2 separate regions of the Homo sapiens genome follow, and region 1 is linked to region 2. The links are chromatin contacts, found by Hi-C in ENCODE. All regions are on one chromosome and are shown on one strand. Each heading gives the region's core, a stretch centred on a gene start or an enhancer-like site at or near the end of the contact. The rest is flanking DNA. Distances are from core to core; before and after follow the strand shown. Region 1 holds the start of RSL1D1 (ribosomal L1 domain containing 1). Region 2 holds the start of PARN (poly(A)-specific ribonuclease).

Evidence for each region. A loop is a pair of places that touch in the nucleus more often than their neighbours do. Pooled maps may share reads with other maps.
Region 1: a pooled map shows a loop between it and region 2 (10-fold over the local background). The contact joins the promoter of RSL1D1 here to the promoter of PARN in region 2. A Hi-C loop is called at or near these places in 9 of 50 pooled maps.

Annotation. Positions count from the first base shown.
Region 1 is chr16:11,847,190-11,852,909 of GRCh38, forward strand. RSL1D1 (ribosomal L1 domain containing 1) reads right to left here and starts at 4,353. Exons shown (of 9, transcript NM_015659.3): 1 at 4,219-4,353; 2 at 3,090-3,229; 3 at 479-617. The coding sequence starts at 4,323. RefSeq lists enhancers at 3,515-4,714, 4,487-5,021, 5,022-5,555 and a silencer at 4,283-4,469.
Region 2 is chr16:14,627,774-14,633,587 of GRCh38, forward strand. PARN (poly(A)-specific ribonuclease) reads right to left here and starts at 2,487. Exons shown (of 24, transcript NM_002582.4): 1 at 2,334-2,487; 2 at 1,824-1,901; 3 at 399-478. The coding sequence starts at 2,352. BFAR (bifunctional apoptosis regulator) reads left to right here and starts at 5,178. Exons shown (of 8, transcript NM_016561.3): 1 at 5,178-5,245. RefSeq lists enhancers at 1,455-1,978, 1,979-2,500, 2,501-3,023, 4,623-5,190, 5,191-5,760.

The DNA.
Region 1 (5,720 bases), core at 3,103-5,602, 2.8 Mb before region 2:
ACATGGTGAAACCTCGTCTCTATAAAAATATAAAAATTAGCCGGGCATGATGGCAGGTGCCTGTAATCCCAGCTATTCGGTAGGCTGAGGTGGGAGAATAGCTTGAACCTGGGAGGTGGAGGTTGCAGTGAGCCGAGGTCCTGCCATTGAATTCCAGCCTGGGCGACAGAGCGAGACTCCAAACAAACAAAAAAACTTAGATACCTTAGATCCAGAGGGTAATAAAGACAAGTACACCAACTACAAAACAGCAAATCAGAGAAAAACAAGATGCTGTGGAAGTACAGAGGAATGACACGAGCCACCTCTTTTATAATTTGCAAGATATAAAAGCTACTGATGTACACGCCACCACAAATTAAATTAAAAAGAGAAAAGTAGAAGAAAAATACTAGGAAATATAGCAATGTATTTGTGATACCATTTCGCCTGAATTAAATCCTCTAAATAACTTGAAAATATTAACCAGGCTTCCTACCTGAGAAACGGTTTTAATTCCATGCTTGTTTAAAAGCTTTCTATAAAACTGTTCTGTCTTTTCAGGAGTTGAATTGGGTTCATCCTTCGTAAATAAACAGATATCTTCTGAATCTGATCGAATACTATGAGGCAAGGTCCTACAAAATACGTGAAAAGAAACCGAGGAAAGCATTATTACACACATTATGCATGTTTGTATCACACAGAATACGCGATAAACTTAGTGTTATTTAAATAACTTTTAGTCATGCTAGTTAAGCAAATAATGCACCAAGAACAACACTTAAAAATACATTTCATGGCCGGTAGTAGTGGCTCAAGCCTGTAATCCCACACTTTAGGGAGGCCAAGGCAGATGGATCACCTGAGGTCAGGAGTTCAAGACCAGCCTGGCCAACATGGTGAAACCCTGTTTCTACTAAAATTATAAAAAATTAGCCAGGCACGGTGGTAGGTGCCTGTAATCCCAGCTACTTGAGAGTCTGAGGCAGGATAATCGCTTCAACCCGGAAGGTGGAGGTTGCAGTGAGCCAAGATCGCACCACTGGACTCCAGCCTGGGTAACAAGAGGCAAACTCCGTCTCAAAACACAAAAACAAAAAACAAAACTCACTTTCAATGGCAAGTAAATCACAAAAACACACAGGCCCAAATATCAATTAACACTTGGGATACAACAAGAATTAAAATATACTTAAAGACTTCCAAATGCTTGCATATATAATTATTATACATATGTTGCTGTATGTGCACACGTACTGTAATGCGCTATAAAAACCTAGCTTAATCAGGACAAGCCTGGTTCAGAATTTTACCTTCTTTAAAACTCTTAGCTCCATAAACATAATAACTCTTTCTTCTTTTCCTTTTTTTGAGACAGGGTTTTGCTCAGTACCCAAGGCTGCAGTGCAGTGGTGTGATCATAGCTCACGATAGCCTCCAGCATAGCTGAGACTCCAGGCACGTACCAGTTGGGTGTAGGCCCAGCTAATTTTTGTATTTTTCGTAGAGACAGGGTTTCGCCACATAGCCTGGGCTGGTCTTGAATTTGTGGGCTCAAGCAATCCACCTGCCTCAGCCTCCCAAACTGCTGAGATTACAGTGTGAGCCACCACACTCAGCCAACATAACTTTTTTTTTTTTTTTTGAGATGGGAGTCTCACTGTCGCCCAGGCTGGAGTCTCTGCAACCTCTGCCTCCTGGGTTCAAATGATTCTTGCACTTCAGCCTCCCAAACAGCTGGGATTACAGACGCCCACCATCATGTCTGGCTAATTTTTGTATTTTTAGGAGACATGGGATTTCGCCATGTTGGGTCAGGATGATCTCAAACTCCCAGGCCTCAAATGATCCACCCACCTCACCTCCCAAAGTGCTGAGATTACAGGGATGAGTCACCATGCCCAGCATAACATAACTTTTAAGAATTGAAACAGCCCAGGCATGGAGGCTCATGCCTGTAATCCCAACACTTTGGGAGACTGAGAGGGAGGACTGCTTGAGCCTGAGTTCGAGACCAGCCTGGAGAACACAGTGAAACCTCATCTCCACAAAGATTTCAAAATTAGCTAGGCATGGTGGTGTGCACCTGTAGTCCCAGCTACTTGGAAGGCTGAGGTGGGAGGATCACTTGAGTCAGGTCAGGGAGGTTGAGGTTGCAGTGAACACAGATCTCACTATTGTACTCCAGCTGGGCAACAGCGCAAGATCTCGTCTCTTAAAAAAAAAAAAAAAAGGAGAGATAAAAGAATCGAAACCAAAAACATGGACTAAACCAAGAGGGACCAGCAAACACAATTATGCCACATCTTACAGAAAATAAAATACAAGGGTTTAACTCATTTCTTATGCTTACAACCTATGTTCTGAAGAAGCATTCTGTATAATCACCATGGATTTCTTTTCCATAGACAGAAATTCACTGCAGTTTTTAATAGTCTCTGTACAAAGGAATAAATTGTAGCCCCAAAGAATTTTTGCTTGACATGGAAAGATAACAGTTTCTAATAAAAAAATAAAATAAAATAAAGCTGTTTAACTTATTCCACCTTTATTCTTTCGAACACCACGTTTTCGATTCAACAGACCTGATTACGTTAGCTGTCCACCAAGCTCTAAGAAAACTGGTGAAATTTCTAGAAAATTTTAGCACATCTGAATTTCTACGGTTCTTTTATTTTTTATTATTTTTTATTTTTTTGAGACAGAGTCTTGCTCTGTCGCCTAGGCTGGAGTGCAATGGAGACATCTCCGCTCACTGCCACTCTCCTGCCTCAGCCTCCCGAGTAGCTGAGATTACAGGCACCCGCCATCATGCCTGGCTAATTTTTGTATTTTTGGAGAGACAGGGTTTTACCATGTTGGCCAGGCTGGTTTTGAACTCCCGACCTCAGGTGATCCGTCCACCTCGGCCTCCCAAAGTGCTGGGATTACAGGTGTGAGCCACCACATCAAGCCTCTATGGTTCTTTTGGACATAGTTGTTTTACTTCACGTCAGATTTTTATTATAAGTTTGCAAAGTTTCCATTAGTAACCATGATGCAATTGTTCGAGTTACAAAGAATAAACACACAGATAAAAACAGCAAAGGTAGAAAATCACAACTTACAATCTGACCCTCAGTTCTTTACTTGGAATTTTCCATAATACCACCATTAAAAATAAACTTTCATTCTCATTCAAAAGCAACCCATAATTGTTTTTCCTGGACTTGCAATGCGTCAAGAGAGCGTCCACTGCCTTTCTAACCTGCAAAGTGGAAATTAGACAAATAAGTGAAATGTTTTCACAATAACTTACACAAATAAATGAAATGTTCTCAATCTAATTTAGCATTTGCCCCCTCCCACACCTTCTATTTTTTCCCTTCCAACTTCTATTTCAAGGGGTAACCTCCATAACCGTATCTATTAGGATCCTGCAGTTTATATTCACAGAAATCTAAGAATCCATCAAACATGCCTAAGTACCCACTTCCAGTACTGTGTGCAGAAGGGCACCTCTTCTACTTAAAGAGATTGGGCTAGAGGGAAACGTGCCCCTCCTGCCCTCAATGATGAAAGCAGTAATCCCAGGAAAAACGCAAAGCAAAATGCATTTAGCATTTACTGAGAACTCCTGGCAATTCTCCTGCCTCAGCTTCCCGAGTAGCTGAGATTACAGGCGCCCGCCACCACGCCCACCTAATTTTTGTATTTTTAGTAGAGACGGGGTTTCACCATGTTGGCCAGGCTGGTATCGAACTCCTGACCTCAGGTGATCCACCCGCCTCGGCCTCCAAAAGTGCTGGGATTACAGGCGTGAGCCACCGCGCCCGGCCTACTGAGCACCTTCTTACCATGTACCAGGCCAAAGCGCTTTACACTCATTACCTCTCCCGATCCTGGATAACGGGGAGCCGAAGGGCCCACTTTAAATAACGGGTAACAGACCTGCAAAACTAAGCGATTCGGTCAAGCGCTAATGATAGGGAAGCTAAGCCAGGTCGCCAGGTCTATCTCATCTAGCTCCACAGCACACTTGCAACCCAATTCACTAGCGCCAGGCCGCAGGACCAGGGAAAGCAGGCGCCCACCCACGTGTGTAAAGGGGAGAGACAGCTGAGGCACACGGCCCGCCAGCGACCGTCCCACAGCCCCGGGGAAGTCCGCCGAGCACGCACTCGGGTTCCGGCACCCTGCGCCTCACGAGGTAACCGCCACACTGCTTCCAAGCCACCCTCCCCAGGAACCACTCACCTGTTCTTTATCCAGCTGCTTCCGTGCTGTCGGGGCCGCTGGAGTCGAGGTGGAGGTTCCAGTAGCGGCTGCAGAAGACAGCGAGGCCGAGGCCGAATCCTCCATCTTGTTTCCACCTCGTGAAGAGGCGCGTGTGCAACCCCACTGCTGGCTTCTGGTGCGCACGCGCGAGCAAGCCCGGCCCCGGAAGCGAGGGGGCGGGAACCGAGCCTCTGTGCGTCATTTCCGGGAGAGCGTGGGGTTTCGCTCTCCGGGGCAGTGGCTGCTGTCAGAATCCCTTCTTTGAGGAGGCACCTGCTCTTCCGCTTTTCTCCAGCTTTCCATGAGCTGTGGGGAGTAGCTTGGGTGTCCTCTCACTCTTACTAGATAGAAATCAAGAAAGCGCCTTGAGGCGAGAGAAGAGTCCCGTCAGGAGGCCCAGTGGGGTCCTCCACACTCCACGGTCCCCGCCTCCGGGAAGGCCGCGCGTGGCATGGGCAGAGCGCGGAATCCTGGCTCCACTGCCCACCTGCCCGTTGACTTTAGGCGACGCCAACCCCAGGCTGGTGAGGAGTCCCTGAAATATAAGGCACGGGAGCCACCCGGAGCCACCCGACCTGCCACGTTAAGCAGCATGAGGGACCGAAAGATGAGTCTGGGCCAGTCTCTTAGGAGCTTCTGGTCTCGCAGAGAGGCGGGAGGTAAGATCCTGTACAAATAAGCGTGGCTGGTCGTGCGCGTGGCTGGCGTCTGGAATCCCAGCGCTCTGGGAGGCCGAGGCGGAGGGATTCCAGGAGTTGGAGACCAGTCCGTGCATATACGAGACTCCGTCTCTCCAAAAATTATAAACATTAGCCGGCGTGGTGGTGCGCGCCTGTAGTCCCGGCTACTTGGGAGGCGGAGGATGGAGGATCTTGAGGAATTCGAGGCTCGGTGAGTTCTGATCCGCGCCACTGCACTCCAGCGTAGGCAGTAGAGTGAGACCTTGTCGCTAAACAAACAGGTTAGGAGTGGAGGCTGGATAACTGACAAATGGAATACCTTAGAACAGGGGAGTCCAATCTTTTGGCTTCCGTGGGCCACACTGGAAGAAGAATTGCCTGGGCCCATATATAAAACTAATACTAATGATAGCCGACGAGCTTTAAAAAAAAAATCTAAAAAAAATCTCGTAATGCTTTAAGGAAGTTTACGAATTCGTGTTGGGCTGTATTCAAAGCCTGGCCTCCAGGGCCGCACGCGGCCCTTGGGTAGGACAGGTTTGCTTTGTAATGTCTTCCTCCCACTCCACCCGCCTCCCCAGAGGTACCCTTACCAGTGTCTCCTGGAACCTTCCAGAGATGTTCTAGGCATGTTTAGGAGATACTTCTCCTTTCTCTTGTTGGATGGGTTTAATTAATTTTTTTCCTTTTTTTTTTTTTTTTTTTTGTAATGGAGTCTCGCTCTGTCGCACAGGCTGGAGTGCAGTGGCACGATCTGGGCTCACTGTATCCTTCGCTTCCCGGGTTCAAGCAGTTCTCTGC
Region 2 (5,814 bases), core at 1,237-3,736:
CGCCAGAAGTTCGAGACCAGCCTGGTCAACAAAGTGAGACCGATCTCTACAAAAGAATATGTAAAAATTAAAAAAAATAATAATAATTGGCTGGGCACAGTGGCTTGCGCCTGTAGTCCCAACTACTTGGGAGGCTGTGGCAGGAGAATCAGTTGAGCCAGGAGTTCAAGGCTCCACAGAGCAGTGATCACGCCACTGCACCCCAGCCTGGGTGACAGAGCGAGACCTTGTCTCTAAAACAAGACAAAACAAAAAAAAAAATCACTTCATGGCTAGGTTTGAGGAGAAAATACTGCACTTACAAAACCTTAATGCACAAGTTTAGTAACAATATTTATCATTTAACATAAGGAAGACTAACATGAGAAAGAAAAAGATTTCCTAGCACATCCACTTGCCTTTTTAAGCTTCTGATACCTCTCTTCTGGAGTGTCAAAACCATTTGTTAATGCAGAGACTGAAGGTCCATCACTGATTCCTAGATTTTAAGAAATAAAAATTTTTAGCTTACTAATAAATACTAACGTAAAAATGCCAGTCAATCATTCAGTGCCTCTATAATGTCGTATCACGAATTAAGGTTACTTGGAAGCACTCCCTAACTTACTTTTTTAAAATAAGCATTAATTTCAGTGGCCACCAGGTTAAACCCTCTAATAATGAACTTAGAGATGCGAATGTTTCAACATGAGAATAGGCAGTTCCAGCGTCTAAAACATGACTTAAAACACAGTAATCATGTAAGAAAACAATCTCTATGCTTGAATAAGTTTTGCTGCTTTAAAAGATTCCTGTATAAACAGACATCAATAAATCCCTAAGTATATTATTGCCAGAGTTCCAGTCTTGGTCAAGAGTTTGGAGTGGTTAATATCTATGCAAAGAATGTATCTTCAAGATTAAGAGAAAATTATTTCTCTAAGTGAAAACTCTTAGCTTCCTAGGGAAGTGATTCCAACTAGACACTACCTAAAGCCAAGGATACTATTTACCCCTGCATGGATTCCTTCATGATTCAAACATGGAAAATCAGACAGCAAAAATGGATATCCATATCAAAGGGAGTGAACCGTTCATATTGACATCAGCAATTTAAAAACTAGTCTTTGCTCCCCCTAAAAAAGGGGAAAAAAAATTTGCAACTTTAAGTGTCAGTGAAGTATTTCCTGTATACACACCTGTTGAGGCAGGCAATGAACACGTCCACTAATGCATAAAGAAATATCTCATTTATCTGCAAAAACCTGACCCTAGCCGGTCACAAAAGGGCAAATATTGTAAGATTCCACTTATATGAGATGTTAAGGGCAGTCAAATTCAGAGACAAATGGCGGTTGCTAAAGGCTGGGCGAAAGGAGAAATGGGGAGTTTAATGTGTAAAGAGTTTCAGACTGTGAAGATGAAGAAGTCCTAGAGATGGATGGTGATGTTTGCACAGCAATGTGAATGTACTTAATGCCACTTAACTGTAAAGCCACTTAAAATGGCAAATTTCATGTTATACCTATTTTACAATCAAGAAAAAAAACAGTCTGACCCTAATCCTCAAGCTCTCTGCAATGTACACGCCGCACTGTTTTAAGCAGCATCAAAACCATCATCTCTATCTGAGATCCTGAGTCCAATCACAAACCTACGGCGTATCTTCATTTCTTTCGTGCTTTTGAAACGTTTAAAGGGTAACACTGAGACCTGTGAAACCCGCCCAAGGCTACTAACAGCAAGAGGCCACCACCAAGCATAAGAAGTTGGGGGCTGGGGGATTGAAGGAGCCTTGGCTATGCACTGCAAAGTGCTAGCCTGAGCTTGCAAGGGAGGGATACCTGAAAACTCCCCATCGATGGCGAAGAAGTCGGCCTCCTCTATGGCCTGGTACACTTTGTGAAGATTACTCTTAAAATCTGCGGAGAAACCGAAAAGAGGCTCAGAACCAGTGGCCTGAATTCCTGCTAAGGGGAGAGGGAAGGAGGGCCGAGGAGCTCCCGAGGCTGAGAGCCGGAAGGGGAAAAGTCCCGGAGGTGTGCACCGGGGCGAGGGGAATCAAGTCCTCGAGGGGTGCATGGGTCAGGGGGGACAAGCCCCGGGGGGTGCCCGGCCCGGAGAAGGACAAGGCCCCGGATGGTGCCGGGGTTGGAGGAGTAAGTACAAGGCTCCTAGGGTGCACGGTCCGCAGCCGGAAAAGACCCCAAGAGGCGCACCGGCTTAAGGAGGGAAAAGCCCTGAGGGGCTGCCTCAGCCCCAGGCCCAGCCAAACACGCCGGCCATGGTCTCGGCCTAGCAGGCCAGGGGCAGCCGGGTGTGGGGAGGCGGGGAGGTGTACGGCGGACACGCACTGCTCCTGATTATCTCCATTCTGCAGAGTGGCCGGAACCTTGGCCCCACCCGGGCCCGCGCCCGCCTCAGCGGTTCTACTCGCCGAATTCCGCGGCGACTGCGGCAGTAGCTGAGGCAGCCGCAGCGGTGACGCCGGCCGCGACTTCCGGAAACAGCGCGCGCCTGCTGCGCTTGCGTCAGCGCCTGCGCGGCGGCGGGGGCGGGGCCAAGGCTGGGCTCCTTTCCCTCCTTATAGGGACAGGGGAGGGGCGTGGCTATCGAAGTCCCCAAGGCGTGGCCTAATTTGTGCGGGCTTTCACTTCAGTAGAAAAAATGTGCATGTCTCGACATCCAGTCGACCAGGAAATACTGACTGGGTTTCTGTGATATGCTAGCCACTCTTACAGGGGTGGAGATACAGTGATGAACAGGAAGACGTGCTCCCTGCCCCATTGTAGCTTAAACTTGGGGTAAGGGGAAATTCAGGCAGGAGTGAAACTTGCCATTTGGTAACACATGAAAATCGCTATTAAGAAAAAGAGCGGGGCGATGTAATAGAGAATAATGGGATCCGGGTGCGGTGGCTCACGCCTGTAAGCCTAACACTTTGGGAACCCGAGGCGGGAGGATCCGTTGAACTGAAGAGTTCGAGACCAGCCTGGACAGCATAGTGAGACCTGTCTCTTAAAAAAATAAAATTAGGCCGGACCCGGTGGCTTATGCCTGTAATCCCAGCACTTTGGAAGGCCGAGGCGGGCGGATCACGAGATCAGGAGTTCGAGACCAGCCTGGCCAACATAGTGAAACCCTGTCTCTACTAAAAATATAAAAATTGGCTGGGCTTGGTGACTCATGCCTGTAATCCTAGCGATTTGGGAGGCAGAAGCGGGCGGATTACCTGAGGTCAGAAGTTCAAGAGCAGCCTGGCCAACATGGTGAAACCCTGTCTCTATTAAAAATACAAAAAATTAGCCGGGTGCAGTGGTGCGCGCCTGTAATCCCAGCTATTCGGGAAGCTGAGGCAGGAGAATCTCTTGAACCTGGGAGGCGGAGGTTGCTGTGAACCGAGATCACGCCACTGCACTCCAGCCTGGGTGACAGAACGAGACTTGTTTTCAAAAAAAAAATTAAATTAAATTAAAAGAATAATAGGGGTTGTTACTTAGGTGATCACGGAAAGCAAAGCTGAGACCCTTAGCTACTGCATTAGCCTCTGGGAATACTATGTCGAGTGCAACATATGAGGCCCGGCCCTAATGGAATTGTATGTTGGTTTGGGGTTGCTGTTCTCCAATGCCTAGCACTGGGCTGACACGTAGTAGACACTCAATAAGCATGGGTTGAATGAATACATTCAGGTTGGTCTTTCACAAAAGCCAACTATGAAAAGTTGGTTAGTGCCGGATGCGATGGCTCACGCCTGTGATCCTGGCACTTTGGGAGGCCGAGGCAGGCGGATTGCTTGAGGCCAGGAGCTCGAGACCAGCCTGGGCAACACGGTGAAACCCCATCTCTACTAAAATACAAAGAATTAGCCTGGCGTGGTGGCGCACCCCTGTAGTCCCAGCTACTCGGGAGGCTGAGGCAGGAGAACTGCTTGAACCCGGGAGGCGGAGGTTGCAGTGAGCCAAGATTGTGCCACTGCACTCCAACCTGGGCGACAGAGCGAGACTCCGTCTCCAAAACAAACAAACGAACAAAAGGAAAGTTGATTAGAAGACCTATTTTCAAAATCTATCTCAGCCACTTATTAGTTCTGGAATGCATTAAACCTTCCTAAACCTCAATTTCCTGGGATTGTATTGAGGCTCAGTGGTGCTAATGAATGTGAACTGGGAAGCAGCGTATTAATAAATCTGTATAAATAACTGTTTAATGGGGGCCTGGCGCCATGACTCACACCTGTAATCCCAGCGTTTTCGGGGGCTGAGGCAGGAGAATCGCCTGAACCCAGGAGTTCCAGACCAGCCTGGGGAAAAGAGCGAGACCCTGTCTCCATAAAAATAAAATGAAATTTTAAAATGAGCCAGGCGTGGTTGTGCACGCCCGTAGTCCCAACTATTCACGAGGCTGAGGTGGGATAATCGCTTGAACCCGGGAGGCGGAGGTTGCAGTGAGCCAAGATCGTGCCACTGTACGCCAGCCTGGCGGGTGAGAGTGAGACTCTGTCTCAAAAACAAACAACAACAACAAAACAAAACCAAATAATCAGCATAAGTTCTAGACGCTGTGACCTAGACGCTGGGAAGGGGCGAAACGTGGTGATAAGAAAACCATTTCAAGCTGTACGAGGTGGCTCACGCCTGTAATCGCAGCACTTTGTAAGGCTGAGGCAGGAGGATCCCTTGACGCCATATGTTCAAGATCAGCCTGGAAAACGCAGCGAGACCCCATCTCTACGAAAAAAAAAATATTTTAATAGAAATAAAAGTCATTTAATTCCGATTCTTAACACCGTAAATTGAACGTATAGTCCTGTGATTTTCTACATAAAATGTGAAGGCAAAAAATAACTGTAGAGAGTACGGTGCGGCCTTGTAATATTTTAATTTCTAGGCAAAGCTTGTATCCTCCGGATACAAGAACAGCCGCCCAGGAGGAGCGGAAACTGACACACACCCGTCACCCCTTGGGCTGTGACTGCCGAGCCCGGGTACTCGGTCTCTGGGTGAAGAGGAAGGGGCGGGACCGGCGGTATTACGCATGCGCCCACTTCCTCCGGCTGGGAGTGGCCGCTCTAGGCAGCGGGGAGGTCGCGGGGTTGAGGGGGGTTGTGAAAGGAGAGCGGCCTCTCCTCTATGGTCACGGGGCCGGGGCACGCTTCCCCCACTCTGTCTTGTTACTTCCGGTAGCGAAGCCTCTCCCTCTTCCTCTGCTCCCGCGGGGTCTGTGCTGAGAATAATGGCCCGGTTGGCCCGGGACGAGTGGAATGGTAAGCCGCGACACGGCTGGGGGGTGCTGAGGGGGCGACTCGGGCTTGATATCGGGGAGTGATGTGGAAGACGGAGCGGGAATCCCTTCTGCGGAGCCTCCCCAGCCGGGTCGTAGGAGGCGCGCGGGGCCTCTCCTCACGCAGGCCCGAGTCCTGAGCATCCCCACTCCTGGCCGCGGGGTTCGGACCCCAGCTTGGCCAACTGCGCTATCCCTTCCCGAGAGCCCCACGTCCGCACAGCCGGTCGCTGGGCCTCGCCTGCGTCCTTTCGGGGGTCAGGGTCAGAGCCACTCCCTCCTGGGGCTCCCTAGGGCGGGAAGGAGGAGGGGTCGCTTCCAAACACCTTGGAGGGGAACCACGGGGCGCCTGCCCGCCAGGAGCGCTTGCCACACCCTGCAACAGCCGGACCAGAATTGATGAGGCTTCTGATAGTCGCCACGCTGAGTTTACGGTCTAATTGTCGAGGCACGTTCCTGGCCTAAGGCGGAGCGATTGTGCCCATTCTTTAAAGTAGGGTGACCGAAGCGCAGAAGGGAGAAAGTGAAATCCCAAAGTCACACTGGGGCCAG